2 separate regions of the Homo sapiens genome follow, and region 1 is linked to region 2. Evidence: read pairs that join two places in POLR2A ChIA-PET (ENCODE). Cell type or tissue: MCF 10A. All regions are shown on one strand. Links, peaks and the distances in the headings refer to the core of each region. The heading gives the core; the rest is flanking DNA. Region 1 has its middle 65 kb from the start of PPARG. Region 2 overlaps PPARG (peroxisome proliferator activated receptor gamma).

The links. ChIA-PET counts read pairs that join two places held together with the same protein. Peaks named below come from ENCODE experiments on the same cell type or tissue, not always from the same donor. Only the 100,000 strongest peaks of a DNase experiment are listed, where the experiment ranks them.
Region 1: POLR2A ChIA-PET joins it to region 2 with 6 read pairs; 2 of 35 experiments call an interaction of 5 or more read pairs at or near these places.

What each region holds. Positions count from the first base shown.
Region 1 is chr3:12,216,314-12,232,383 of GRCh38, forward strand. No RefSeq gene overlaps it. Among named protein-coding and RNA genes, the nearest start is that of PPARG, 65 kb to the right of the region's middle. RefSeq lists an enhancer at 7,722-8,450. In MCF 10A, for the core only: no CTCF peak of the experiment used is centred there; DNase peaks (open chromatin) are centred at 6,638 and 8,628.
Region 2 is chr3:12,342,928-12,358,997 of GRCh38, forward strand. All of the region lies in intron 2 of PPARG (peroxisome proliferator activated receptor gamma), which reads left to right. Among named protein-coding and RNA genes, the nearest start is that of PPARG, 62 kb to the left of the region's middle. RefSeq lists an enhancer at 1,737-2,936. In MCF 10A, for the core only: no CTCF peak of the experiment used is centred there; DNase peaks (open chromatin) are centred at 7,424, 7,694, 8,434 and 11,044.

The sequences.
Region 1 (16,070 bases), core at 3,863-11,862, 130 kb before region 2:
GGTTAATATACAGTAGTCCCCTTATTCACAGTTTTGCTTTCTGCACTTTTAGTTACCTGCAGTCAACTAGTGTCCACAAATAGGTGAGTGCAGTACAATAAGATATTTAGAGAGAGAGCACATTAACATAGCTTGTATTATAGTATATGATCATATTGTTCATTTTATTATTAGATATTTTTGTTTCTTAGTGTGTCAAATTTATCATAGGTATGTATGTATAGAAAAAATAGTATACATAGGGTTTGGTACTATCTATGGTTTGAGGCATTCACTGGGGATCTTGGAAGATATCCTCATGGATAAGAGGGGATTACTGTACAAAAATCAATTGTATCTCTACATATTAGCAAGGAACAATTGGAAAGTTAAAATTTATTTATAGTAACATTCCAAAACATAAATTACCTAGGGAAAAATTTAACAAAATATGTGCAAGAGCTACAAACATGGCTAAAACAAACTAAAGAAGACCAAAAGAGATGAAGAGCTAAGCCATGTTTATGCAGTAAAAGACTCAGTTGTTCTCAGATTGATCTATAGCTTCAACACAACACAAATCAAAACAGCCTTTTAAAAAAGAAAACTTGTCAGTGAAATCTAAGAATTATATAGAAACAAAAAGGATCTGGACTAGCCAAAATCGATTTGAAAAAGAAGAATGAATTAGAGAAGTTATATTATCTGACTTCAATACTTAGTATAAAGCTATAATAATCAAGACTGTGTGGTATTGGCATATGGACATACCTATAAATCAATGGAATCTAAAAGTGAGTCCAGAAATAAACTCATATACATACATACATATGTTGTGAATTTATATTCAATAAAAACTCCACGGTAATTCAATGGGGATAGAAAAGTGTTTTCAACTAATGGTGCTAGAACAACTGGACGTCCATATGGGAAAAATGTGGAAGACATGAGCCTTGATCTTCACCTCACAAAACTAGCTCAAAATGGATGATAGTCGCATACATAAAATAAAAAACTATAAAGAAGCTTCTAGTAGAAAACAGAAAAATTTTACAACCTTGGGTTAAACATTTCTTTTTTTTTTTTTTTTTGAGATGGAATCTTGCTCTGTCACCCAGGCTGGAGTGCAGTGGCGTGATCTCGGCTCACTGCAACCTCCGCCTCCCAGGTTCAAGTGATTCTCCTGCCTCAGCCTCCCAAGTAGCTGGGACTACAGGCGCATGCCACAATGCCCAGCTAATTTTTTGTATTTTTAGTAGAGACGGGGTTTCACTGTGTTAGCCAGGATGGTCTCGATTCCCTGACCTCGTGATCTGCCCGCCTTGGCCTCCCAAAGTGCTGGGATTACAGGCGTGAGCCACCATGCCTGGCCAAACAAACATTTCTTAGCTAAGATGAGAGAAGAACTAACCACAAGAGAAAGATAAAGATAAATTTAACTTCATCAAAATTATAATCTTCTGCTCTCAGAAGGACACCACAAGAGAAATGAAAAGGCAAGCCACAGACTGGAAAAAATATTCATAATACATGTACCTGACAAGGCACTTGTATCTAGATAATCTAAAGAACCCACAGATTGGGCAAAAATATTTGTAAATCACATAAATGATAAGCATTTAATATCCAGAATATATAAAGAACCCCTACAACTCAACAACAAAAAGACAACCAATGAAAAACTGGGCAAGGGACTAGTATAGATATTTCTCCAAAGAAGATATACAAGTGGCAAATAGTACATGAAAAGATTATCATCTTCATTAGTCATTAGGGAAATGCAAATCAAAACCAGAATGAGATCCTACTTTACTGATGGCTGTCATCAAAAAACAGAGAGAGAGAAATTACAAGTGTTGGTGAGGATGTGGAGACATTGGAACCCAGGTACACTGCTGGTGGAAATGTAAAATGGTGTGGCCGCTTTGGAAAATGGTTTGGCAGTTTCTTCAAAAACAAAACATAGTGTTGCCATATGACCCAGTATTTCCACTACTAGATATAACCAAAAGAATTAAAAACAGAGACTCCAACAGATACTTGTTCACAGCAGTGCTATTCACAATAGCCAAAAGGTGGAAACAATCCAAGTATGCATCAACAGATGAATGGATAAACACAAAATGGTATTTCCACACAATGGAATATTACTCAGCCATAAAAAGAAATGGAGTTCTGACATACACTACAACATGGGCGAACCTTGAAAACAGTGTACTATGTGAATTAAGCCATACACAAAAGAACAAATATTGTGTGATCCCACTTTTATGAAATAATTGGAATGGGCAAATTCTTAGAGACAGAAAGTAGAATAGAAGTAACCATGGCTGGGGTTGGATGTGGATGATAGGGAGTTACTGTTAAATGGGCTGAGTTTTTGTTTGGAATGACAACAAAATTAGGAAATAGAGATGACTGATGGTTGCACAGCACTGTGGATTACTTAATGCCACTGAATTGCACACATAAAATGGTTAAATTAGCTAATTTTGTGTTATTATATATTTGCCACATTTTAATTGTAAAATGAAAATGCAAAAAAGCCTATTTCTCCCTCTTGTTTTTGTTATTGTTGTATACTTTTAAATTGTATACATGTCTGGCGGGGCACGGTGGCTCACGACTGTAATCCCAACACTTTGGGAGGCCGAGGCAGGCAGGATCACCTGAGGCCAGGAGGTCGAGACCAGCCTGGCCAACATGGCAAAACCCTGCCTCTACTAAAAATACCAAAATTAGCTGGGCATGTATGCATGTTATAAACCTCTCAATACATTGTTATTTTTGCTTCAAACTTTAAACTGTCTTTTAAAGATTATCTATAAATTATCTTTTTTTTTTTTGAAGACGGAGTCTTGCTCCGTCCCAGGCTGGAGTGCAGTGGCGCGATCTCGGCTCACTAGCAAGCTCCGCCTCCTGGGTTCAAGCGATTCTCCTGCCTCAGCCTCCCGAGTAGCTGGGACTACAGGCGCCCGCTACCAAACCCGGCTAATTTTTTTGTTATTAAGACGGGGTTTCACCATGTTAGCCAGGATGATCTCAGTCTCCTGAGCTCGTGCCTGACCTCGTGATCCGCCCGCCTCTGCCTCCCAAAGGTGCTGGGATTACAGGCGTGAGCCACTTTGCCCGGCCTATAAATTATCTTTTTTTTTTTTTTTTTTTTTGAGACGGAGTCTCGCTCTGTCGCGCAGGCTGGAGTGCAGTGGCGCGATCTCCGCTCACTACAAGCTGCGCCTCCCGGGTTCACGCCATTCTCCTGCCTCAGCCTCCCGAGTGGCTGGGACTACAGGCGCCCGCCACCACGCCCGACTAATTTTTTGTATTTTTAGTAGAGATGGGGTTACACCGTGTTAGCCAGGATGGTCTCGATCTCATGACCTCGTGATCCACCCGCCTCGGCCTCCCAAAGTGCTGGGGTTACAGGCGTGAGCCACCGTGCCCGGCTAAATTATCTTTTAAAGTTATTTTTAAAAAGAAAAATTTAGTAGATCCAAATTTCAATCTGAATTCCTTATCCTTTAGCCTGAATAACTTCCTGTACCATTTCTTGCAGTGCTAGTTGGCTGCTGATGAATTCTCCTAGTGTTTTCTATTAATGTTTTTCTTTCACCTTCATTTTTTAGAGATATTTTCACTGGATATTTTTTTCTTTCATCATTTAAAAATCATTTGGTTTGCATGGTTTCTGAAGAGGGCAGACATCATTCTTATCTGTGTTTCCTCAGTATTATAATGTATCTTTTTTCTCTAGCTGCTTCTAAGAGACTCTCTATAATTTGTTTTCAGCCAATCCATTATGATGTGCTTTGATATAGTTTCCTTTGTGTTTATCTTGCTTGGGATTCACTGAGCTTCTTGAATTTATAGGTTTATAAGTTGGTGGAGTTTTTTTTTTCTTCAAATTTTGGGGGATATTGTCCTTTATTTCTTCATTTTTTTTTCTGTCTCTTCTCCTTCTTGGGCATTAGACCACTTAATATTCATTTTAGGCCCCTTAATGGTCACACAAATTACAAAGTTTCTCTTTTTTTCCAGTTTTTTTTCTTCTCTGTTTAAACTATATAGTTTCTACAGCTATGGCCTCAAGTTCCCTGATCTTATTTTGCATTTTTGCATTGTCTAAAATGCTGTTAATCTCATCTGGTGAAATTTTTATTTCAGATATTGTATTTTTCAGCTCTCAAATGTCCATTCAGCTTTTACATATCTTCAATTTAATTTCCATTTGTATTCACATTTTAACTTAAATCCTTGAATACATTTGCGGTAGCTTTTTAAGTTCTTGTCTGATAATTCCGCCATCTGTGGCATGTTAGGGCCGCCTAAAATAGCTACAGGTCACTTTTTTTTTTCTTTTTTGCTTCTTCACAAGTCTTACCATTTTATATTGTATACTAGATATTGTGATGTTTTGTGTTGGTGTATGTTGTTATCTTCTTTCAAAGGGTATTGTGGGCTTTTTGGCAGGCAGCTAAAATACTTGGGGATCAGTTTGGTCCTTTTAAGGCTTCTTTTTAAGTTTGCTATGTAGATACAGAATCACCTAAGACTATAGTTAGTTGAGCCCTCCTTCTAAGGCTTGATCTTTCTGGGACCTCTACTGAATGTGCCAGGTGTTTAAAGAGGTCTGTCCTTGAATGCCTCCTAGCATTGTGTGAGCTCCAGGAATTGCTTCTAGCATCCTGATAGTTATGTTTGCCCCTGTTATTAGCCCTGCCTTGTGTAGTCTCATTCTGTGGGTGCTCAGCTTAGTATTCAGCCACAGGCTGAAGGAGAACTCATGCAAATTTCTGGAGCTTTTGCTCTGTGCAGCTCCTTTCTCACCATTACTCCATCCCAAACACTTTGTCTCCTCAGCCTCCCAGAACTTTAATCTCGGCCTCCTCAATCACCAGACCCCCATATACTGCCTGAGTTCCCCCTCCCTGGACTGTAGTCCAGATAGTGCCTTCAGCAGAAAGCTGGGGTGAGCAGAGGGCAACCTTGTTTGTCTCTCTTCTCTCTTTTTTTTTTTTTTTTTTTTTTTGAGGCGAAGTCTCGCTCTGTCGCCCAGGCTGGAGTGCAATGGCGCGATCTCGGCTCACTGCAAGCTCCGCCTCCCGGGTTCACGCCATTCTCCTGTCTCAGCCTCCCAAGTAGCTGGGACTTGTCTCTCTTCTCTTAAGGATCATGGTCCTGTGCTCTCCTTTGTCTAATATCTGAAAACTGTTGTTTCATACATTTTGTCCAGCTTTCTGGTTGTCTCCAGCGGGGAGAAAAACTCTGGTACCGGTTATTCCATCATGCCTGGAAGCAGAAGAGCTAGAATCTGCTCTCTGGTTTCATGGAACAATGATGGCTTATGTGTTCCCACTCTAGGTAATGTAAGGATGAATGAATGAATATGAATGTAATATAGTAAAATAAATTACCAGTGATGTAATCAGATCTCCTATAGCTTAAAGAAGCTTTAACTTCTCACCTTAAACAAGATTACTTTGTCATGTTGCCAGTTTAATTTAAGGTCCGTTCTTCCTCCTAGGCCATGCATATTCCAGATGCTATCCCTTTACAATGGGCCTTTAGTTACTCATTAACCCCACTGGAATGCCACCTTTAATGACATTAGCTATCTTCTGTGATTCTCTGCAACATAAGGGTAGGAGCATCAAATACACCTTATTTCCCTGAGGTACAAATAGTAATCTCCAGCTTGCTCCACTGATGTTGGAAATAAGTCATCCAACCATGTTTTTAAGGTCAGGCACGCTAATTTTTGTCTATCTTTCCATGGAGAAAATAAGGTTCTCTTTATATGATATAAAAGTGTAAGTTCTGCTATGGAGATGATGGCCAATCTCACTCAATTTGTGTTTGGGGTATGGATTTTGTTAATCATGGGGGACATGGTGAATCGAAGTGGGTCTCCCATATTTTTATGTATATTTTCTGACAGTCTACTCTTCAAGGCTTGTAACATATTAAATAATTTATATGAGTGAGAAATTAATCATTACATGAAGTCAAATCTCTTAGGTATAAAAATCTACGGTTTATATTAATTTGCGTTTTGCCTGGTGTGCACTACACAAGATATTAAGCAACTAAATGCAAAAAGGTAAGTAAAGGAGACACAATTATTTTCACGATTTAATGTTTATTCAAGTGCTCACAGCCTTCCTGGTGCTGCACTGAAAATACAATATAAGCAAAACTGGAAAACAGGTGGATTTCATTAGCAGAGAGGTTGTCCAGGTATACAGTGGGTTTCACCTTCCACACTATGAAAATACAGCAGTCTATGTGCATGTCAAAAGTGCCACATGAGCCAGGAGGCTTGACTGAGACAAAAAAATGTTTGGTGAGGGGAGGAGAGAGGCAGATTTGTATGCTTTTAAGATTAGAGGATTCCTAATTGTTTTCATGGCATAAGGATCTTATAGGAGTTGTTAAAAAGAGTTTAAGGTAAGAAAGAAAAATTCCAGTCCTTTAATGACTTACAGGTTTTCAGCACATCCTAGTTCTTTGACTTTATGAATGGGAAAAGGTAGCATGTATCCACTGGCTTAATCTAAGTTGTCAACAAGCCTTCTCTGAAGTTATTGAAATAAGAGGAGTGCCCACAGTTACTAAAGATCTTCCGGTGATAAAAGAGGAATTGCATAAACTTCTGGCTGCGTGCATTAGAATGATTCAGTGTTTCACAAAAAAATTTACTCCCGTTGACTCTCCAGTTAAGTAAAATTTCAGGAATACTTTCTCCTCATATTTGGTTGAGTCAGTCCAAAGACAAGAACTGCTCGCTCCTGCAGCAGTCATGGTTTCTGAAAGCTGGTCAGAGAGTTGCTTTCATTGCACCTTCTTCATCTCCATTTTTCCCCAAATACTCACTTTTGACTGAATGAATGAGCAGGATTCTATCATACCTGCAAGCAGAAAGTTTTTCTAAACCAGGTTAGCAAGGGCAAGATGGCTGGTGGGCTAAGAGCATGCTCTGAACTCCTTGCAATTGAGTTGCTTAATTCACCTGAAAAACCTGCTCCTCTTCTCTTGCTTATCAAGCATGTGCGTAGGGGACCTGATTAAGGAAGGATAGAAATAGGATATAAAGGCACTGCCACAAATCTGCAATGTGAACATCTACCTAATAAACCCTTTGTTGAAGGCCCATTAACCTTTAACTTCCGGGTCTATGCATACTGTCAACACTTGACTCTACAGAACTTTCAGAGAATGGCGTGCAGTTTGGATAGCCCAGTTTTCTGGATGGCTGTGAATAAGCAGTCAAGCTTTTAAAAAATTAACTGTTCTGGAAGGAAATCATCTGAAATTTGTTTTTCCCTTATAAACAAAATGTATAGAATACCATTTTCTTGAAGACATAATCATTATTATTCATTCATTTATTTATTTATTTTTAGATATGGAGTCTCACTCTGTCGCCCAGGCTGGAGTGCAGTGGTGCAATCATAGCTCACTGTGGCCTTGATCTCCTGGGCTCAAGCGATCCTCCCTCCTCAGCTTCCCTAGTAGCTGGGACTACAGGTGTGCACCACCACACCCAACTAATTCTTTCTATTTTGTGTAGAGATGGGGCCTCATGATGTTGCCCAGGCTGGTCTTGAACTCCTGGGTTCAAGCTGTCCTCCCGCTTCAGCCTCCCAGAGTGCTGGGATCACAGGTGTGAGCCACCATACCTGGAACCACTTTTAATTTGTTATTTTTAACTGGATATGGGCATAGGAATTATTATTGCCTGGTTTCTTGTGCAGAGACTCCCATATGAATAAAGTTCATTGACTGTGGTGCATAGACTTGGTGACATATATTTCATCTGCTCAAAGACATGTTTTACTGTCTTTTTTGGAAGATGTGTTCCAAATAGATGGGGCTGCTTGGGTTTCATTACTATATTATATAGTTTTGAATACACTGAGGAATTAATTCCCATACTACCAAATGAAATAGCAGATGCTGTGGTGCAGGGCCCCAAATTCCCCCTTCAGGACTAAGGCCTTCTTTGCCCAAGCAGCACATATTGACTGCTCAAAGCTCACAGCTTAGTTTCTCTGTGGGAGTCTCCGTCAGCCACAGAGAGCTTCCCCCAAGGTTATGTGCCCTCCCTGGGTGCAGCTCATATCCAGTGATCAGTCAGTGTGGGTATTCAAAGGCCCAGCCTCCCTGCCTTGACCGGAGACAACTTTGAAAGGCCACCCCAGCTCCAGAACTTTCTGTGGGACCAGTGGAGGCCTCTGTTGCAACCGTATTGCTTCCCTCACTCCTTTCCACTCCTTTATTCACTGAGAGCAGTCCCAGCGAGCCTCCTGCAAGCAGATCTCCATCTCAGAGTCTGTTCCTCAGGGAACCCACCCTAAGCACGGCAGCACAGTGAGTAAGGAGTTCCCAGGCTGACGTTAGCCAGCCAGTCCTTCACACTCCCATGATGTGAACATTTTGCTTTATGGTGGTACAGCAGGTCCCTGAATCACATAGTCAGTTCATTCTAAGTTTGATGAGAAAAAAACCTATCCCTGGCCGGGGCCACTGCCTGTGTGGAGTTCGCTCGTTCTTCCCATATCTGCAGGGGTTCTCTCAGGGCACTCCGCTTTCCTCCCACATTCCAGAGATTATGCACATTAGGTTCTTTGGCGTATCCCAGTGTGAGTAAGCGTGGGTGTGTGTGAGTGCGCCCTGCCATGGGATGTGAGTGTGGTTGGTGTGGGTGTGTGTGAGTGCGTCCTGGCTGGGGCTGGCTCCTGCCTTCTGAGCTGCCTGGCTGGACTTTGGCCACCTGAAACCCTGAATTGTTATAATTGGGTAACTCTTCTTATTTGTTTTTATTTATCTTTTTAAATGTATGTGTAGCTCACATTTATTTCAATGTTTACTGTTAGAAGTGTTTTGGTCTTTATTTAGAAGTTTGGTGGGTTTTGAGACCAGAAATATGCCATAGGAACTTAACTCTTGTTTACATTGGTCTATGGTAAAATTGGTTTCTTCAATGAAATCCCTATCAAAATACCAATGACATTCTTCACAAAAATGAAAAAAAAAATCCTAAAATTTATATGGAATCACAAGAGATCCCAAATAGCCAAAGCAATCCTAAGCAAAAAGAACAAAGCTGGAGATGTCACACTACCTGACTTCAAAATTTACTACAAAGCTATAGTGACCAAAACAGCATGATTTTGGCATAAAAACAGACACATAGACCAATGGAACAGAACAGAGAACTCAGATATAATTCCACACAATTACAGCCACCCCATCTTCAATAAAGATCCCAAGAACATACACTACGGAAAGGACAGTCTTTTTAATAAATGGTGCTGGGAAAACTGGATAGCTATAAACAGAAGAATGAAACAAGACCTCTATTCCTTACCATACACAAATATCAAATCAAAATGGCTTAAACACTTAACTCTAAGACCTGAAAAATGAAAGTACCAGAAGAAAACATGGGAAAATGCTCCAGGTCTGGGGAAAATTTTTTATATAAGACCTCAAAAGCACAGATAAATCAAAGCAAAAATAGACAAAGAGGATTACATCAAGCTAAAAAGCTTCTGCACAGCAAAGGAAACAATCAACAAAGTGAAAAGACAACTCGCAGAATGGGAGAAAATATTTGCAAACTATCCATCTGACAAGGGATTAATAACCAGAATATACAAGGAGCTCAAACTGCTCAATAGCAACAAATCAAATAATCTGATTAAGAAAGTGGGCAAAAGATCTGAACAGACATTTCTCAAAAGAAGACATACAAATGGCCAACAGGTACATGAAAAACTGCTCAACATCACTAACCATCAGAGAAATGCAAATCAAAACTACAATGAAATGTCATCTCACCCCAGTTCAAATAGCTTGTATTAAAAAGACAGGCAATGATAGACGGTAGTGAGGATGTGGAGGAAGGGGAACCTTCATACACTGCTAGTGGGAATGTAAGTTAGCATAACCATTATGGAGAAGTTTGAAGGTTCCTCAAAAAACTAAAAATAAAACTTCCATATGATCCAGCAACTACACTACTAGGTATATATTCGAAAGAAAGGAAATAAATATATTGAAGAGATACTTGCACTCCCATGTCTATTTCAGTGCTATTCACAATAGCCAAAATATGGAATCAACCTAAGTGCCCATCAATGGATGGATGAATAAAGAAAATGTAATATATATACACAATAGAATATTATTCAGCCATAAAAAAAGAATTAAATGCTGTCATTTGCAGCAATATGGATGGAACTGGAGGCCGTTATGTTAAATGAAATTAGTCAAGCACAGAAAGACAAACACTGAATGTTCTCACTCATATATGAAAGCTAAAAAGTAGCTCTCATGAAGGTAGAGAGTAGAATAGTGGTTACCAGAGGCCAGGAAGGGTAGGAGGAAGCAAGGCGGAATGGAAGGGAAAAAAGAAAATAAATGTATTTATTACCACTGAACTGTGCACTCAAAAATGGTAAAGATAGTAAACATATATATTTTTACCTCAATAAAAAATAAATAAAATTTTAAAAATTGGTTTTATTATACGTTGTTTTGCTTAAAGTTGCAATTTCCAAGAACCTATTGAAGACACTGAGTGAGGACCTCTGCCTTGATCTTCTTCTACTTCCACTTCTTGATTTCCGTATTTTCTAGAGAATTCCTTCGAGTGAAGATTTTATAGTTTACTAGTTGAGATCATGAAAATCAGGTTTCCAAACATAGATTATAGATTATAGACTATAGACTAACATTTACTGCATTATTATCATTATTATTATTTTGAGACAGGTCTCACTCTGTTGCCCAGGCTGGAGTGCAGTGGCACCATCTCAGCTCACCGCAGACTTGATCCCCTGGCTGAAGCGATCCTCCCACCTCAGCCTCCCAAGTAGCTAGGACTACAGGTGCACACCACCACACCCAGCTAATTTATTTTTGCATTTTTTGCAGAGGTGGGGTTTCTCCATGCAGGCTGTACTGCATGGCCTTTATTGAAGAGGTTTTATGTCTTTGCTTCTAGCCTATGAAGTGTCCGGAATTTTTCTTATAATTTTATTTTTTAAATGTTAGAAATGTTTATTTTGACTGTCTTCTGTTTTCTTTCTTCTTTTATACCAAAGTTTATGCTCCAAAAGAAAAAAATGTTTATGAACACACATTTTCCTGTCTTGGCCTTCTTCAGATTCCGTTGCTCTGATATTCTTGCTGCAAAAATTTAGACAAGTGTTGTATACCTTCATTCTTTGCTTTGACGTAAGGTCTCCATCCTAGTATTTTGACAGTTCGCTCTGATAATCTCTCTACTGCATTAGTTCCACCTGGAAGTTTCTAGTCCTAAAATACTGAAGTAGCCTGGTTAACCAAGTTACATTCAGGGATTAGAAAAAGCATTGGAAAAAACTTTAGTGTTCCAATGTAGTGCAAATGTTAATTTAGTTAAATCACTTATGAGCAAAAAAAGTATCACTGATCAAAACAAGCACACTCTAAACTAATGTAACTCATTTCACAGACTATCTGTCGTCGAAGGGATCTTAGAGATCACCTGATCTAAGTCCCTGATACCACAGATGAAGCCCGGAGAGGAGAAGTGAATTCCCCAGAGTCACAGAGCTGGGTAATAGTGACAAAAGCTGGAACTTGAAGCTAGGTCTCTTGATTCAGAAAGCTTGGTACTCTGCCACATAACCACTGAATTCCTTTTACTTTCTCTCCAAATCACTCCATGAACCAAGAGAATTTTCTTGACTCAGTACTTTGGTGACCACAGTTATTTTAACTTCATTGCTCTGTCAACCTCAAGTGGGTTTCTGGCATTCCCAGTTCCTAATTCGGTTATGCAATCCATCAGCAAAATTTGACCAACGCAATTTAGCTTGGGTGAGAAAATGTTTAGGCACTTTCATCAATAGTTTTTTTTTTTTTAAGCTTGATGAGACCATTTGATCTGCTGCAGGTGAACCCAATGTACTAAAATAATTGTTAGGACATGTGCACGTTCCTTTTATAAAATGCCTCACATAACATACATCTCTGTGTGAATTTTAGCCTCGCTTTGTGGTAGGATGAACCTCTTTTTCTGACCAAAAAGTACATGCAAATTGGTTCACTTCCCATAAACTTGGGTTCCATCTAAACAAATTGGTTAATTAAATAAGTAACAAATGAATATCCAATTATACAAATATTCATCAGGGAGGGCCATCAGGGTGAGCTTTCGACGTGAATAAGCGTCTTAGAATTACTCAAAAAAGATAAGAGTGGTGCCAAGCTGGGGGATTCTATTTCACAAATATTTCCCTTTCATATCTCTGGTCTTTGTCAATCTCTTTGGAGTCACCAAGGCAGACAAGCAATTGACAGTTTCTTGCAGTAAATTATTTTGCCTGGAAATCCTGCATAGCAGGTATTGCCTGACTTAGCTGGAAATGATAAACTAGCAATGTTGCTATTCGAGTTGGGAGGACCTGAAGGAGCATAAAGCTACCTGCTGTGTTTTCATATCTCCTAAAGGGAGTGATAAAGAACTTCAGTTTAATGGAGGGGGTTGGGGACGGGGTGAAGAGAGCAAGAAGAACCAGACTTCTCCAAAGCCTTCCCTTTGGGTTAAACTACCCAGAGAAAAAGCCAAACCCAGCCTTGATCACAACTCCATTCTGCAGCAACATCTCCAAAGATATCACAGATCTACAAAGATCTGAGTTATAAAAATCTTTCCCTGGCTTCTCCTGGAATGTTCTGAACTGGCTTCTTAAGAAGTGTTCTCCTGTGTCTGGTGTGGGTGAATCTGACGTGGCTTCTTGTATTTGCCAGAGGTGAATGGACTGTGCCAAAATGACCCACATCCTTCCCAGGGGTTTGGTGGGTGCTGATACCTAAGGTACTGCAGGTATTTTAGTGTCCTGCTGCCTGTCTGGAGCCAGGTGGCCTCATTTAAAAATTCTTGAGCCTCATTCTGCACTAGCCCCCACCACCACCATCACCGCCACTAACCTCCTGGCATTCTTCCCTAGGGCACTGGGATTCAGGCTGAGACCTGCTTTCTTACAGAGATGTTTCCTTCCTATCTGGCATATCCAGGTAGAAATCACGTTTCATAATGTTTTTCTCCTTTTGTTCTCAGATGTTCTAAGTCGGCTCCCTGCAGCACATGTCAACATTAGAACACCTGGGGCAGAGCTGGCTCCCAGAACAAAAGGACACTGCCAACAAGCTTGCTTAGTGTTTCTCTGCAGTGGAAATCTTGGGACTGCGGCCTGCTTAGAAATACCCGAGATAATGCAGGGGAGAAAAAAAGTGCAAGGCTTCCTATTAGAACAAGATAGAAAACCACATAGATCGTTTTAAGGAAGCTGAGCTTTTGACTGGACATGAGGGGAAATGGCGTAGGGAAGGTGGCCTGTCACTGCCCCGCTTTTGTTGAGTGTACTTTGGGCTTTATTTCGTTGGTCACGATTGCAGCAGGTTCTGCTGCTGACCTTCTATCAAGATGGTCCCTGGGTAATGTGGGGTCCAGCATCAGCTCTTGAGGAAAGTGGAAAGGCTGCTGAGTGTATGCGCCACAAGAAGCCCCTCCCTCAGCTCTGTCTCTCAATCACTAAGAATGTTGATTCACTAAAGTCCAAACTTGCGCTGGCGCCATCTTGGCCTCTCATGCCCTCCCTGGTCTCTCTCCGTCACCTCCATAAAAAGCTACAAGTGAGTCAGCTGCAACGGGAAAAAGGAAAGAGGTGTGTTTCTGGCTCCCATACATATGACTCTGAGCAGAGAACAACTGCAAACAAAGCCTTAAACCTGAAACTCTAAAGGGCAGGGTGTGGGAAGGTTTGCGGCCCGGTGCGGGCAAGGTTGAAGTGGCATGTTCAGCAGGTTGGACATGTGTACTTTCCTTCCATTTAATAATTAGAAAGGAATGAACTCTCCCCACTGAACTGCGGCCCAGCTCTGGTGCTCCTCGTGGAAAATACCACTTAAGACAACACCAAGCTTCAAAGCCCTTGCATTTCCTGGCCAAGGATAAAGGGTTCCCTCTTTCCCTGCAGTGAGTCCTACCCCTCTGAACCCAGCGCCAGTTACTCATGTTCTAGAATGTTTATTAATTAAGTTTGGCTTCTCTGGTTGATTTTGCAGAAAGATTTTTTTTTTCACACTTTGAAATCAAGCATCTGCACATGGGTTGGTTGGCAGTCTGTTTGCAGACAAGGATGCAGAAAGAAAAGTCCTTGGACTCCATGCCGTGTTGTGTGGCTGCAGAACGCTGCCTCTAGTGCCATTCCTCAAGGTCTGCATAACTAGAAGAAGTTATCTGTGTTGTTAACAGGAGACAATATCACCCTGTCGTACCTCTGTGGAATGTTGCTAGGTAAGAAATGAGAATTGTTCATCCAGGCCTGCAGAGGCCTCTCATGAAGGACCGGCAGATATTTTGCAGGAATCCTGGATTGTTTCCCTTGATATGAGGCTTAAACATCTAGAAAAACATTATGAAATGTGATTTCAATCCACCTGGCAGTAAGGGACCCTGTGGTGTTAGGTTTTTAAAAACTCACACACACTTATAACCATGGAGACAAGTTTTAGCCTGTACCTTGGAGCCCCTAGTTAAATCCCAGGAGACAACGCAACAGAGAATGTGTAGGGTGGGATTCAGTGGACTCGAGTCAGACCACCCAGGTTCCAATCCCAGCTCCTTCACTTATTAATGCTAAGTAGGAGACAGCGACAAATTACTGAACCTCTTTGTGCTGTGGTTTCCTCATCCTTAAAAGGGGAACAATAGTAGTCCCTACCTCGCAGAGTTGCTACGAGGATTAAATTATATTTGTAAAGTGCTTAGAAGTGTGTCTGACACATAGTAAGCTCTATATAAGTGTTTGCTAAATAAATAAAGGTGTATGTTGCAATTGTATTAGTTTGTGAGGGCTTCTATAAGAAAGTACCACAGGCTGGGTGGCTAAAACAACAACAATTGATTGTCTCACAGTTCTCGAGGCTGGAAGTTCGAGATCAGGGTGTTGGCAGGGTTGGTTTCTCCTGCAGTCTCTCTCCTTGGCTTGTAGACGGCCACCTTCTCCCTGTGTCCTCACGTGGTCTTCCCTCTGTAGCTGTCTGTGTCCAAATTTCCTGTTCATAGAAGGACACCAGTAATATCAGATTAGGCCCTGCCGGAATGACCTCATTTTAATTTAATCACTCCTCTAAAGGCCCTATCTCCAAATACAGCCACATTCCGAAGTACTAGGGGGTAGGACTTCGACATAGGCATTTTGGGGGGTGGGTAATGCAATTCAGCCCATAGCAACACTTTTAACATGAGCTCCTCTGGCTCCAGGGGGACTGTGTGCAGCTGAGATAGACATGTGTAATGGCAACTACCAAACCACATGCAAGGAGGCTCTTCGATCTGTGTGAATCATCTTTCAGCCCTGGTATGTTCATCCATCAAACTCTTATTTTATACTATACTCACAGGCTGGGCCTCTTCTGGGGACTTTAGGAGCACATTTCTTTAATTGGTCAAGTCTTTCATTTTCAAGCTCTATTGGATTCTCCCTAGTCCCGGCGTCCTTTTGCTAAAATCTGTCTTTGATAGACTTTGAGTATGTTGCTCATCAATCAATCCTTCATCTTTCCAGAGTGTCTTGATTCTTTAAGACTGCTTGCACACAGACTCAACCTGTTCTGTTTTTTAACTAATTTGATAGTTTTGTTTCTAATTCTTCATGGCGTGCCTTAATGGGTGGGACAGAATGCTCTGTATCTCACCACGCATGCAAGAGTGTTAGCTTATGAACAACTGGCTTGTTCTGATGGGGAAGGAAGCCCAAAGAAATACCATAGGAGTCATTAATTTTAGAAGTAGTAATGAAGATAAAATCCAAGTGTAAGTTTGAATAAAAAAAGGAAATTTAAAAATCAAGAATCCCCCCAAACCTGAAGACACAGTGGATTAGGCTTTGAGCTTCAGAAGAGCAGTTTACTCTTGGTTGTCTAGTACTCTTGTTTTTTTTTTTCTTTAATTCTCCATGGTGACTAATGTAATTTTGAACATATATAAGTGCTCAATGAATATTTGTGCATTAAAAGCATTTGATTGAGGC
Region 2 (16,070 bases), core at 4,541-12,540:
TTTAAAAACCACCAAGCTTTCAAATACAAAGATTTAACATATGTAAACTGTATTGTACTTCATTTGAAATTCAGTATCTTTACTAAAGAGATTTCTTTTATCCTATCCTACACACGTACAGTATTATTTAATGATGTGCACACAGAACTCTGCCAGCCTGAAACAGTAGGTCTAAGACACGTTTGTTGTTTTTGGCTCCCCTGTGTTGATCTAAATCACTGCCTAGTAGCCCTTGGAAATTTCTATCCCAAAACGTCCCACAGGTGCCCAATACCATGGATTCTCATTCCCCAAGTTCATTCTCACTCTTCTCTCTTGGTTGAGTCTTGCCTTTCTTCACTCTGTTCCCTTTCCTTGTTCCTGCCATCCAAAGCTTCTCTGTCTTTCAGGCTCATCTCAGATTTCCTCTCTTTCCTGAAGGCTTTTTGGATTCCTTCCATCTCCATGCACAGTCAGAAGGGCTCTGTTCATCTCTGAATATCTTTCGCACTCCATTGCATCTGGTTTAAATCCCTTCTCTGCCTCTTATTAGCTATGTGATCTCAAAACTCAATTTCTTTATCTGTAAAATGGTGATAATAAATGACTTCGCAGGGTTGAGGGCCTCAAGTCAGTGGCGAGTACTGCAGTAGAGGCAGAATACATAGCTCAACAGAAATTACTCTAGTAATGGTCATGATTGTTTGCACTTCTCTCAAACCACCTACTCGTATATTAGAGTGCATTGTGCTTGTCTTATCCTCTTTACTAAAAGTAGGAAAATGGCTTGAGAATTGATGCTCAGTCTTATTTATATTATTCTATCCCTAGTTATGTGATACTTAACTGTATTGCTCGGTATTTAGCAGCCCATTATCTAATCATAACATCACCCTCATTCTTTCTGAGCTTGTTTCCTTTTTGTGAAATGGGGCTACCATTCAATCTCACCGAATTTTTTTTTTTTTTTTTGAGACAGAATCTTGCTCTATCACCCAGGCTGGAGTGCAGTGGGGCAAACTCGGCTCACTACAACCTCTGCCTCCCAAGTTCAAGTACTTATCGTGCCTCAGCCTCCTGAGTACCTGGGAATACAAGCATGTGCCATCACACCCAGCTCATTTTTGTATTTTTGGTAGAGACAGGGTTTCGCCATGTTGGCCAGGCTGGTCTCAAACTCCTGACCTCAGGTGATCCACCCACCTCGGCTTCCCAAAGTCCTGGGATTACAGGTGTGAGCCACCACGCCCAGCCAATCTCACAGAATTTTTATAAAGTCTAGACAAATTTTTATTTTAAAAGACTTAGCACAGCCCCTGACAGCGTAGGCACTCAATAAATGTGGAATCTGAATCTTACTTAAAGCTAGTTTATATTTTCAAGTCTTCTTACTTTTACTAATGCTGCTTTAAGATATATTCTATAAGTTCAAATGTAAAGTTCTAGATTGGGAAAGAATTTATAATGTGTCTAATAAAGATTGTTAGAGACAAACTTTTAGACTGAACCATCTACTATTAATGGACTGATGAATCTTACCGGAAAATAAACATAAAATATACTCTGTGTTGCCTGTGGTTTAATTGCCATCAAAATTAAGTTTATTATGTACTGATTTCACAGTTACATTTTATTTTCAGTCAAATATCTATTTGTTGGTGTGAAGAAAATATGTCTACTTCCGCTAAGTGAACTTTAAAAATTTGTACTTGCTTTTGAAGATTCCATACTCTATATACCGTCTCTTCCTGAAGCGTATTTATGTAGCTCCTGTTAACATAAGAGCGATAAGAGTGTTGCTTGATGACTGCTCTTATTGCTTTATTAAAGTGTCATGTAAGATTTAAATATTTGATTATAAGAATTCATAATATAATTTTGAAAGCCTACTCTGTTCCAGACGCTGATTTATTTAAATCATCTCTAATTCTCACAACTCCGAAAAGATAAGAAAACAGAGATGTGACAAGGCTTGAATGCAAACCCAGGTCTGTTTGACTCTTTGTTCATTTTGAATAAAGACAAATTACTCAAAGCTTTACTGCCAAAAACTATTATCTGGTTCCACATTGAAACCCTATTCAATAGTTGTTATTATTTTCTTCTTTTGCTTTGAATAACCTCCCAGCATTGTTGTGAGTTTCAAACGAAATAAAAACACTATACAGATCCAAGGTGTTTTTTTTTAGAGTATTGTTACCTCAAAGTAGAAATTTTCAAATAGTAATGTTATCATTTTCTTAAGAGCAAGGAACTTTGTCAATAGAAACAAAAACATCATACCAGAAGAACCCCAGAATGCTGGGATGACTCATGAAGAATCTGTGAATGAGGCAAGAGAACATTCGTCAGCAAAATGACTCCGTGAACTGATGTTCAAATATTATCAAATTTTAATTACCGAGTCATAATTGAGTACTTACTTTGTAGAGAGCACCATATCTAAACCCTGTGGTGAATGATGACATTTTCATAGGTAATTCCTCCACATTAAGTGATTCATCATAGAAAAATGCTTTCATGCTGATGACTTCCACCATGACTGTTGGCATTAAGGATCATTGACCTGAAGAACTGATTTGAACGTCTTACTGCATCATTTTAATGAGATAGAGCATCGTTTGGAGCTTTGGACTGGGAATCAAGAAACCTGGTTTCTAGCTCAAACTCTGCTGCTAATTTATCTAGGTCATGCTTTGGGCAAATCATTTCATTCCTCTGGAACCCATTTTCCTTATATCAAAAATTAAGAGTTGGAATATGCTAATCTCCCTCCTATTAAGTTTCGTGAGCCCGTGATTTCAACAGTACGTAAATTTCCTTTAGTACAGTCACAGAACTGGTAAGTGACACCAGCTGAAACTGAGTGCAGCTCCGCGGCTCTACGCTTGCTGTAGAACCTTTGTGAATTCCCACTGTGCTTCACCAGTGACAGGATGTGCTACCCAATAAATCTCCATATAACTGATCTTGAAAAATTCATTGATAAAATCTGAAAACTGAAAAAGATACATGTTTTAGAGGTTTAGGTTTCCCACAACATGAAAATGTGTCAGTTGATAATATAGTTCATGGTATTTTACTATGCTAGAAAACAGCTTACTAGAGAATTTCAGATATTACATGCAACGACAAGTTAACATAGTTTAGGTGGGACGTCTTTGGTTCAAAGTTACAGTAATTTCAAAAGTGTTTAGTTGATCCCTAGAAAGTGGTTAAACAGGTTAGTCTCTTTTTCAGGTATTAGAGGGAAGTTAACTTTTGAAGCTGGGCAGAAAAGGAAGTTTTCAGTTGGTTTTTTCCTTTTGAGACTTTTAATTTATCATCAGACACTATTTTTTCAGATGAAAGTGCCTTTTATACTGTCACCTAGGTATGAGTCAAGTATGAAAAGGAAATAGTAACTCAGGATCAGAACATGAATAAGTATGCAATATGGAGAATTTCCATTAAATTTTAAATAAATGAATTACAGTCATATTATTCAGTATCTCAACATTAAAACTCAAAAAGACCTTAAGGATTATTCTGTTTTGTGGAAAGGGCTTTTTCTGATTCTAGAGATGAGAAATGTGGACCCAAAGAGTTGACACAGTAGGTTTGTGGCTGAGCCAAGACAAAAACGTAAAACCTAGGCTTTCTGGCTCCAATGTCAGTGTTCTTTTCTACTGCTTCTGAGTTAAGAAGACCTTTTTTTTTTTGATACCAAAGATACATTTACTGGAGTTATTGGCTTCTTTTTTTTTAAGACAGGGTCTCACTCTGTCACCCAGGCTAGAGTGCAGTGATGCGATTACAGCTCACTGCAGCCTCGGTCTCCTGGGCTCAAGCATCCCTCCTGCCTCAGCCTCTCAAGTAGCTGACACTACAGGTACATGCCACCATGCCTGGCCAATTATTTTATTTTTTTATAGAGGCAGGGTCTCACTCTGTTGCCCAGGCTGGTCTCCAACTCCTGGGCTCAAGGGATCCTCTTGCCTTAGCCACCCAAAGTGCTGGGATTGCAGGTGTGAGCCATTGCACCTAGCAGCATTATTTTCCTTTAAATCAAAATAATATAATTGTTTAATATAATTATGTCCATAAAATATATTACTTTTGAAAATCTGAACAAAATTACAGTTTTTGGTTAAAGAAGAATGGATTTGCCTTTCAAAAAAATGATACACGAGAGACTGAGGCAGGAGAATTTCTTGAATCTGGGAGGTGGAGGTAGGTTGCAATGAGCCTAGATTGTGCCACTGCACTCCAGCCTGAGGGACAGAGTGAGACCCTGTCTCAAAAAAAAAAAGACACAGCTGAGTGTGGTGGCGAGCAACTGAAATCCTAGCTGCTCTGGAGGCTGAGGCAGGGGGGTCACTTGAGCCCAGGAGTTGGAGACTAGCCTGGGCAACATAGCAAGACCCCGGTCAAAAATTTTTTTAATTTAAAAAATTTTCCAAAAGGGGCACAGATACATTGAACATTGACCTTCCTTTGTCTGCTTTTATGGGACTATCCGGCTTGTTGTGATGGTTGTGGTGAAATTTACATCCAGGATACAGGATTATTTGTTCTTCTCAAAGGAGTGTCCCATTGGCCCAGCATTTCTCTCATGTTGTCTCTCCCCTGGGACTATGAAGAAACCCTGAACTGATGCAACCACCACTTGAAAATAAAGTTCCAAGCCAATCTGAATTGCACTAGGAAAAGGCAGCCATTCTTTTGGGTAGGGGGAGAAGTGAGCTTGGCTGGTCATTCTGGTTGTTAGCAATTATCTGGCTTCCGTGGGAGCATCATCCAGAAATTTACATCTTATTGAAACAAGAAGAAAATGGATGCTATTATCAGTTCGTTAGGTCTCTAAACTCCTTCTTGAATGATACATGTGATATGGATGTGCTGTTCTTTCATTACTCTCATCATCAACAAAAACAATATGTGTGTTTTAATGCCAACCAGGGACTCTGCTAGGTTCTAGGGATGCAATGAGATCTAAATGCTTAACCTTTTAGAAGCTAGCATAAATGTTAGTAGCACTTACAGCATTAAATGAAGCAGATTTTTAAATGAGGTTATAGCAAAAGAAAAAAATACTGTACATACAATTTTATACCAATACTAACATAGCTTATTTCACACAAAAGAAAAAGCTATTTAAGCAATTTTAAAAATTCATATTCATTCTAGAGAATAAATTCCAAATTTATAGCAAAAAAAGAGTGAAGTTTTCATTAGCTTTCAAGAATAATGCAGGCTCCAAAGTATTTAATATTCTATATTATGGGAATATTTTATGTAAGTCATCCCAACACCAAGTAATGCTAAAAATAACTTTATATAGGTTCAATACCATGATTTTATTAACTATAGATTTTTAGACCTTTTCTTACTTTTTGTTATTGAATCATTCACAGCTTTTATTGGTTGAATTGCCTTCTCCTAAAAGTACCAAAGTGTGAAGAGTTTTTATGGCTGAGTAATATTCAGATTCTTGTAGCCAAAGACAGGTTCTGTGAAGTAATATTGAAGACTAAATGTTGAAGAGTAGCTTTCTCTAATACCAAGCGGTCAATTTTTTCAAATATCATGAACTGGGGTAGAGTTAAGTTTTCATCCTCCTCATTATAGAATCATTCCTCATTATCCCCATTCTTTCTCCTGCTGAGGATGTGGTGGTGTACTCAAAGTCACATCCATACCCTTCTGTCTCCAAAGTCCTAGGAGAGATGGCCCTCTTCTCAACCTCTACATTGCACAGAACCTTACATCCCTCAACAGAAGGAGTACATAGTGCATAAGGAAAGTGGTCTTTTACCACTCCTCCTCACTCTGTAACATTACCAAGGACTATCCTGCAAGGGGACCATCCATAGGATGAATAGCAATAGACTGCTGCATTGACGTGCAAAGTGCTGACAACCCATTGGTGTACAAAGCACCCTAAGCAAGATCTAAAGTTCTAAGATCTTATCATGTAAATCACCAGCATGCTGTTTTATGTATCTTATTGTAATATCCTTCCAATCAGTATTATAAAGGGCAGGACACTGGGGGAATCTTAAGGCTTTGAAGATAGGGATAGTCACGTGCATGTCTTATAAATTCTCTGATGATCATATACTGTTTACTGGTAGTAATGACTGTACTTAAACAAATATATTGTTTCTCATATCATTGCATGCCAATTGACCTTCAAGTTTAAGCCAATGAAAAGATCACTCTTTTAAGTATATTTGGATAATTTTGATATAGTTACATGTGAACTCATTAAGTATAGAAACCTTGGCTTATTATTTACCACCTAAGCCTAGGTCAGTACCTGGTGCTTAGTAGGTATTTGATGAATGATGGGATGAATAAATGTGGAAATAAGTCTTTTCAGTATCTAAAGACAAAACAGATACATAATAAGATACAAATGAGATTGGCTCATCTATCTTTATTTTCATTCATTTGAATGTCCATGTAAGCAAGTTATTTCTTAAGTGACCCAGCACTGCAGTGCAACTATCATTAACATAAAATATGATTAAATAATCCACATTGTATAACTGTTTTGTTAGTAATGTAGGGATGCTTTGCGTGTTGCTTGGTTTGTGTATGCTGCCAAAAGTGTAAGCAACATTTACTGAGCTGCTATGTGGCAGGCCCTGTGTTTATTAAAATTGTAGTTTTTGCTAATTGACTGTTTTTTGACACATCCGTCTTGTTCATCATTGTCTACCTAGCACCTAGCTTTAGGCTTGCCACATATTATATTGGCAATGAATATTTGTTGAACAAACAAATGCATGAAATGTAATGAGTAAGACAGGTTTTCGCTTTCAAGTAAAACATAGTCTGGGGGAAGACGGAATGTCAGAATGTGGTGGGTGCTATAGGAGTAGGTGTTATCAGATTCTGATGCTATGGAATAATAAATTGTTAAAATATGTAATCTTATGTTTCAGAAGCTAAAGCACAGTATGGGAACTATTAGAGGCTTAGAAGGCCTCACTACCCACTAGACTCAGAAGTTGAATAGTGTCTGAGAAAAAAGAGAATAGAAGTAACAGTAGATGAAGAGTCCAGAAGTGAGACCCTTTGAGGACATGAGGACAGGTGGAAGGACTGCATCTGTGTGTTGCCAAAGAGTAACAGAGACTGGTATAGGACTTGAGTTCAATTCAGTCATATCCTTAAGTATTGTGCCATCGTGTCTGGATTACTTTGTAGTATAAGTAAATTTCCAAGCATGGGGAGGAAAGGAGAAGCTCCTTTATTGAGAATTCAACTGAATATAGAGAAAACTAATTTTACACAACTGTAATCACTGTAGTCATTTGGACAAATTAGCAAACCCAAGTTTTGCTTTAACTTGGATTGCCTTAATAAAGATGTTTTGGGGCTTAATGGCACAGTTGCTCAACTCCCCCACTTTATTCCGTGATGTTCAGACCCAGCCAGCATTTCCCCATCAGGCTCTTGCACCATGATTGACAGGGACACTTTTACTAGTCCCCTTGAAGAATGAATAGTTACTCAATGGAGATTAACCAGATATATATTTATTTTACTCAGAATATCACGATAAGTATAATTCAGAGAATTATTGCCTTCTAATATACTGCCCTGTGTGGGGGCGTCTTTGAAAGTCCGCAAAGTCACTGCAATTCTAATAGGCCACTCATGTGACAAGACCTGCTCCCACATCGGTAATTTGGCACAGCTAGTATTTCTCCTTGCCAAAAAGGGCAAAGGCCTTGAGCAAGAAGCCAGCTTTTTCCTGATTACAAAACTGACCACAATTCCTCGCCAACCTAACAGCGTAAGTCTATTTTTTTCTGGTGGTGTGTTATTCTTCTCATAGAGAACTCCATTTTTTCATTATGACATAGCACTTATCGTTTAAACATCAATTGATGTTCAAACATCAGCTGGTGTAACATTGCTGCAGTTGCTATTGATGGATAAGCTGAAGTTTTTAAGAAAGCAAACCCGATGTATAAAATTGAAACCATATCAAACCCTTCTTCATTCTCTCAGCTATTTAATTTTACAGAATTTAGATAGCAGTCAGTATCATTTTGGGCTTCACAAATCAGTAGAGTAAGTACCTTAGGAATATAACATTTCAGTAGCATGCTGATACCAACGTTTAAACTATGGATACATATTTGAATTCCAAATTTTTCTTCAAATAATGTGATTAGAGATTCAACCAGGAATAGACACCGAAAGAAAACTTTGCCCAAATAAGCTTTCTGGTATTTCATAAGCAAGAGATTTAAGTTTTCCATTTAAGAAGCAATTGTGAATTTTACAACAATAAAAAATGCAAGTGGATATTGAACAGTCTCTGCTCTGATAATTCTAAATACAGTACAGTTCACGCCCCTCACAAGACACTGAACATGTGGGTCACCGGCGAGACAGTGTGGCAATATTTTCCCTGTAATGTACCAAGTCTTGCCAAAGCAGTGAACATTATGACACAACTTTTTGTCACAGCTGGCTCCTAATAGGACAGTGCCAGCCAATTCAAGCCCAGTCCTTTCTGTGTTTATTCCCATCTCTCCCAAATATTTGGAAACTGATGTCTTGACTCATGGGTGTATTCACAAATTCTGTTACTTCAAGTCTTTTTCTTTTAACGGATTGATCTTTTGCTAGATAGAGACAAAATATCAGTGTGAATTACAGCAAACCCCTATTCCATGCTGTTATGGGTGAAACTCTGGGAGATTCTCCTATTGACCCAGAAAGCGATTCCTTCACTGATACACTGTCTGCAAACATATCACAAGGTAAAGTTCCTTCCAGATACGGCTATTGGGGACGTGGGGGCATTTATGTAAGGGTAAAATTGCTCTTGTAGTTTGTCTTCCAGGTTGTGTTTGTTTTAATACTATCATGTGTACACTCCAGTATTTTAATGCTTAGCTCGTTGCTATCGCGTTCATTTAAAAACATGTTCAGAACCTTAAAAAAGGAAACCTAACCTAATCTATTTTATCTCTGTGCATGGCTCCCATTTCCTGAATTTTAAGCATTAAAGGTATAGTTATATCCAAAAACAATCCTGTTCATTTTTATTTCCTGAGTTTGCATAGATTTCCCAAGAATACATAAGGGCTTTTTAGACTTGAAGGGTCACTTTTTCCTCTTTTCATCTCATATGTTAGAGATCTCTCATAACTGTTTTTATCCCTCTTGCAGCACTTTTATTCCTCTTGAAGTACTCTCAGCTCTTTTCTGTTCTATTTTGAAATCTAGGTATTGTGTGTGCACTTCAGCTCTCCCAAAGAATTGTAAATTCCCAGAGTGTAGGACCAAGTGGTGCTCTTTATTAGATTTCTTAGGATACTTCCTAGCATAGTGCCTAATGCATTGCAGAATAGATTGTCGGAACCTTGAAAAATATCTGTTCCAAGCATCACATTTTATGCATAAAGAAAATGAGGTCCCTAAAACAGTAAATGCCTATTGCAAGTGACTACCTATTAACTTCTCTTCAGATGTGTCAGAATCAGATACCTCCTTTTCAATATTTCTTTCTTGGCCATTGCAAAATATAAGTTCTCCATTTCTATAGCTCCTTCTACTGGAGTTTCTTAGCACAGCCTTTTCTGTTTTGTATTGTCTCGTATTGATGTCTATATTTCTATTCATTTTATTTTTCTCTTCTCAGATTCTGTGTAAAAATAGATTGTTAGCTAGTGTGATTCATGTTTTATAATATAAGTGCTAAAGCATTAAAATTAAGTCACTTAATTGCTGAAATGGATGGCTTTACATTTTAACCTTTTAATTTTCCTGGAAGCCTGAAGTTTGAACATATTAGTCACCGTTTTTAAAATATAAAGCTTTTTAAAAATGAGTAAGAAAATGTTTCCTGAAGTACTGTTTTATTTTATTACAGTAATTTGATTCAACATGTATTTCTATCATCTAAGCCTCTTAACTAGGAGTTTTGTTTTATTCCATAAATTGTTGTTATTCTGTTTTTCTGCAAGCCATAAAAATTGTTGCTATCTTTCTTCAGTTATTAATTTAGCCTGCCTCAGGGCAGAATGTCCTGGCTATACTGTGAAATAGTTCTTGAGTCAAAATTTGATAGTTTTGTCTATTTTGAAAGAACATGTCTAGAATGCAGTGCAACAAATATCAACAAATAGGTTAACTGAGAGGCAAGTACTGTTTGTGGTAAGGGATGGTTATGTGATTCAAGTTAGTTTTCATTCTGTGCTAATCTCTAATTTTATGCTTTGAATTTACTCTGAGTTTAATTTTTTTGAGTCTCAATTTCCTCTAAAAGAATGATCCAGTACTTTTCTTCCTAATTAACATAGTGCAGAATGAAATTATTAGCAATTAAAACATTATATTTTGTACCAATAATTTAACCCTTGTCTTATAGGGTCTCTGGCTACTACTTCTTCATAAGCACTGTTTCTCTGTTAAAAATGTGAGCTCCTAAAGGCCCAAGACCTATGATTGTTACTCCTATTGCATTTTGTAAATGACCTTTAAATAATTACTCCACCTCTTCCAAAACAGACAGACTTAAAAATAAATTAGCTATATGATCATCATTAGCCGAGGCCAGCAGAGTTGAACACTGTGGAGTTGAGGTATTTGGCATGGGTACAGTAGTCCTCTTAGGTGCTCCTTCTTCCTCATCATAGGCAAAGTGAAATTGGGGGTGTTGCAAATGGTTGGGTACTGCTATTTAAGAAAAAGTGGCACATTTAGTGTGAATGACTCAGATATCCAGGTAGATTGGTCATATTCATGAGATTAAAAATCTCGACTACACTTAGCCACTATGCCCAAAGAGGACTTCCATACTTTTTCCAAGGCTCCATCATTGCTGTGACCCCTTTATATTATTCCCCTTTCTCTTTTTATCAAGAGCTCCTCAAGCAACCCCAAGTAACCTCATGCTGGCTCTGAAACCATTTCCACTAGTAAAAATTGGCAAGATTGAAGGGAAGCTTCCACAAGCTCAAGCTGAATATGCCTCCTGCTTTTAGTGCCAGACTTAGTCCTGTGTGAATTCTACAATTTTAAGTCGTTGCACCAGAGCCTTGAAAGATGATGACACACTTGTCCTTTGGAGCTGATTGAGCAATGGAAATATGCCTTAGAGACATGATAAATGCTGCAATAGACAATCCTTCAAAACGAGTCTCTCCTGAGATAGGAGTGAGTGATTGATTGCATGCCATTTTTATTGAGGGATACTTAATCTGTGGTTACATATCTCCAGGCAACTGTATATTCAGAAACATTTAGATAACTGACCAAAGTTTTCACCTTTCCAGAAGTTTAAAGGGACCCATGTAGTACCAGGGAATATAAGGACCAGTCCTTTGTTGGCCACATATTTGCTGTGTGAATTTAAGCACGCCATTTTTCTTCTCTGGCCTTCTGTTTCCACATATATTAACAGAATACACAGGATTAATGGGAGGATTAAATGACACAATACTTGTGCAAGTAGATCTAAAGCCCTATATGGAATTTATTGCTTTAGCCTTGTAGCGTTAATCACTTGTGGCTAGAATAGAAGGCTCCGTTTAAAAAAAGAAAAGGCTGGGTACAGTGGCTCACATCTGTAATCCCACAACTTTGGGAGGCCGAGGCGGGCAGATCACGAGGTCAGGAGGTCAAGAGGTCAAGACCATCCTGGCTAACACGATGAAACCCTGTCTCTACTAAAAATACAAAAAATTAGCCAGGCGTGGTGGTGGGCGCCTGTAGTCCCAGCTACTCAGGAGGCTGAGGTAGGAGAATGGCGTGAACCCAGGAGGCAGAGGTTGCAGTGAGGCTGAGATTGCGCCACTGCACTCCAGCCTGGGCGACAGAGCGAGACTCCATCTCAAAAAAAAAAAAAAAAAAGAAAAGAAACCTACATTTTAAACACTTTATGGATATGGAAAAACAAAAACCGCAGAACTCTTTATTGCACAAGAGTAAGTGGCAGTTATATGAATGAAGCGGGGCATCCGCATGATCTCCTGTGAGTGTTTTGAGAAGATGATCAAACTTAGAGAAAGCATCTTTGTGTCTAATTTTTTTAAATGATGAAATTATTTCCCACTTTCATTAATATTTTCCTGTGAAGAAATTGAAGTTATTCTTTGGGCCTAAATAAAAGTGACAATTACATGTTTTCTTCTCAGAGGCATTGAGAAACTTGGATTATAATGTTTTTCGTACACTGAAGTAGAAGTCCAGAAAAGATTTGAGTTATTGACACAGATCTTCTTTTTTTTTTGAGACAGAGCCTCACTCTGTCACCCAGGCTAGAGTGCAGAGGCCTGATATCATATTTCACCACAGCCTCAACCTCCCTGGGCTTCGGTGATCCTCCCACCTCAGCCTCACTAGTAGCTGGGACTACAGGCGTACCTTACCACACCCAGCAAATTTTTGTAATTTTTATAGAGACAGGATTTCACCATGTTGTCCAAGCTGGTCTTGAACTCCTGGGCTCAAGGAATTCTCCCGCCTCGACCTCCCAAAGTGCTGGGATTACAGGCGTGAGCCATCGCAGCCTGCCCCTGAATTCCATAATTTCACGTGTAATTAGAATTCAAGACCTTTTTCTTGAATATTACTCTTGTCCATATTAATTTTTTTCTGAGTATGGCTCTAGCTTTATCATTTTTTTCTGACTTAACTCTGATTAACCTCTTTTTTCATCACCAGTACTTGGCAGATTTTGTAGATTTCTAAACTCTGAAAATCACTGTTTTTCTGAAAACTGTCATTTGTCTCATACTTTCCTCCAAAATTATGAATTATAGGAAACACCCCAAAGAAGTATCATTTACATTAGCTGTTTACAAGAAAATACAGGGTTTCATTTTTAATTTTATTTTCCCCTACTATCTCTAAGGAATACAACTTGTCTTGAAAGCTCCCTGACAGCAGCTATCCATTTAATCTGCCAATTGCAGTATAAAAATTGGTTATTAAATGAAAAACAATTGTATACCTCTCACAGAGGTTGTCATATATTACTATTTTTGTCAGCATTCTCACTTATAACTCTGTTAGGATAATCCTGGGAAAATTTCTAAAATCTTCATAGCTCTTTCGTTAGGTACATATTCCTTGAGACAGAGGAAATCTGAGCAAAGTAAATTTCTTCATTATCTTAGATCAACAAAAGTGATACAGAGCTTCTGTCCTGTTAGCTCCCTTTGGACGCTTAAAATAGGCACTAGAGGTTGTCCAGTAAATGCTTCATATCCATCTACTAGTGCTGAATATTTGTGAAAATATAGGTGATAATGAATTAGACTCGTTTGAATGGAATTAAGTTTCTGTAAAGTTTTACCAGATTGTCTTTTTTTTGTTTTTTGTTTTTTGTTTTGGTAAAAGCAGTTTTGCACCTGTAACTAATTTAAAGACGAAGAAATTGCACATGTAACTGATAGCAACTGCCATCCAACTCTTATAACCTCAGAATCAAGATCACGTGGCTATTTGAGTACACAGTGTTTTAAACCGTGTAATTTTTATTTGAGCAAGGGATTGCCAACACAAGATCGAGGTTCCCACAAGTGGTGAATGGCACTTGTGGTTAACACTGTAAAGCAGATTTAAAACAGTCAACTGTCAATTGCCTACAAGGGAATTATTCCTCATCACCTCATGCCAGGTTTTTATATGGCCTTTTAGCTGACCTTCTAAATGAGAAACTTTGCCATCCAGTGCAAACTGCCAATAGTCCTAAAATGCCTATCTTTATTATCAGTCTAATAATATTTATTGAGTGCCGATTTTCAAGGCACCATAGTGAATGCTGTGAAATCTAGACACTTTTTCCCTGGCTTTCAAAGCTCTTTATAATCCAGGCATATTTTATATATTTTACCTTATTTCTCACCACATTCCAGGCATTGGCCTGTCTTGCTCTGTTCACACTAATCTCTTTGTCCCAAGAGTAAGGCCGACCCACCCTTGCTCCAAGCCTAGTATGTCTTGAAATGCCTTTCCTAATTCTTCCATCTTTTCAAATCGTCCCTGTCCTTCAAGGTCAGCTTCAAGTAACCTCTACTCCGTGAAGCATTCTCTGAATTCATTGCTGTTCATTGCTCCCTCTCTCCTCTAAACTGAAAATGTGTTCAGAATATCTCTCTTCTGCCGCTTCCACTGCCTTCAGCCCAGTCCAGGACACCGTCTGTGCCTGGCTGCTAGTCTCTTGATGGGGTTTTCAGCTTCCATCCTAACCTCACAACAGCCTAGTCTCAACCGGTCACCCACAGAGATGATGCTCAAATGTGAGTCAGATCCGTCACTCCACCCATAGCCCTGCAGTGGTTCCCCATTTCACTTGTAACAAAAGTCCAAGTCTGGCCCCTACCTCCTGCCCTACCCCAGCTGACCCCTCTGGTCTTCTCTCTCTCTTCCACCCACTCTGCTCCAAGCACGCCGGCCTCCTTGCTGTTCCTTCCACATTCCAGATGCTCTCCTGCCTTCGTGCACCTGCCCCAGCTCTTGTTCCTGTCCAGGACCCTCTTCCTCTGGCATTCTCTGGGCCACCTCTGTCAATTCCCTATAATCTTGGCTCAAATCTTACCTTAGAGTGAGGGTGACCTTGGCCTTCCCTATCCTAGGACAGGGGAATTACATATCCTCCCCATTGCCCTTCCTCCTCTACTCTACAATTTCCTATTTAAAAAGCATTTATCGTCTTCTAACATGCCATGTAATTTATTGGTGGATTCTATGTATTGCTTACTGTCTGCTTCACCTCCCTGGAATGTTAACCGCATGAAGGCAGAGATCTTTGTCTAGTTTGTTCACCCACTGATGTATTCCAAATACCTGAATAGTATTGCTCATTAATACTTGCTAAATGAAAGAATAGAATCCTCTAACACTTACGGCTTCTATCACACAATTTAGCCCTGAGTTCAAACTGTCTGGTATTATTTCCTGTTTTATGTATTCCCTAAGCCAAATCATATAGTCACTGAAGAAAAGATCCATGTTTTATTCTATATTCCACAAATGCCAAACACATAATAAGTATAATCAGGTCTTGTTGACTTATTAATACCAAGCTGATCTCCTAAGGTCAGAGACTGGAATATATTTAGCAAATAAATACAAAATTTTAGTGTATGTTAAATATTATTCTAAAACCAATGCTAATATAAACAAACCAAGTACTGGATATGCTACAAACCAGGCACAAATATGTTTTGAATTATCTGTTAGTTAATTTGCACCGTGTCCCTCCATTAGTTTGAGTAGCATTCATTGAATATCATTTGAATATTAATTTAAACATCATTTGTTTGTGAGTTACCCAAATCCCTGGCTTCTTCTGCAAATCTACCCACCTTTTGATACTTCCATTATTTATTTGAACATCCAAAACACTTATTTGCTAGCAATGTTTAAAAAAGAGTAGCTTATTTAATTAGCTAATATCTAATATATGAAGCACTTAAAGTATTAATTGCCTGATATGTAATAGGTGCCAAACACGTCAGTTCTGTCTTCTTCTCATCTTTAAAATGGAAGTTAATACAGACATAATGTCTCCCCTTGGGTCTTTTAAGTCAGATCTTTAGGAAAAAGTAAAATATTCTCATTATTCTTATTATTTTGCTTGCATTAGCAATAAAGTATGCCTGATTTAAGTTCACTGGACATTATCTTACTATTATCTATACTTTACCTAAAGCCCTGCCTTTAGTTTTGTAAATAAAATTATAGACCTATTAGATAGATTGAGCAAGTTTGCTTAGTGGATTAAAATATGATGCTAATAAGAGCCAAAGTGAGTTTGATAATGGGTTGGCCAGATTTACACAGAAGTCTTTGCCATTTACAAAGAGTTCTGTTTGCCATTGATACAGTCACATTTCTAGCCACAATTACCCAAGATATGTAAACAGTTAACTCAGGAGAAACCAACTCAATTTTCAGGTATATGCCATATACAAAATCTCATCACCTTTGCTATTATATACACTTAGTATTATTTCTTAAGCAATATCATGTAATATAAGGGGCACGTTGATGACAGGGACATGTACCTTTTTCTTGGGATTTCAATATGAATGACCATCCAAATCTTGATCATCCCAATGGCTCCACAT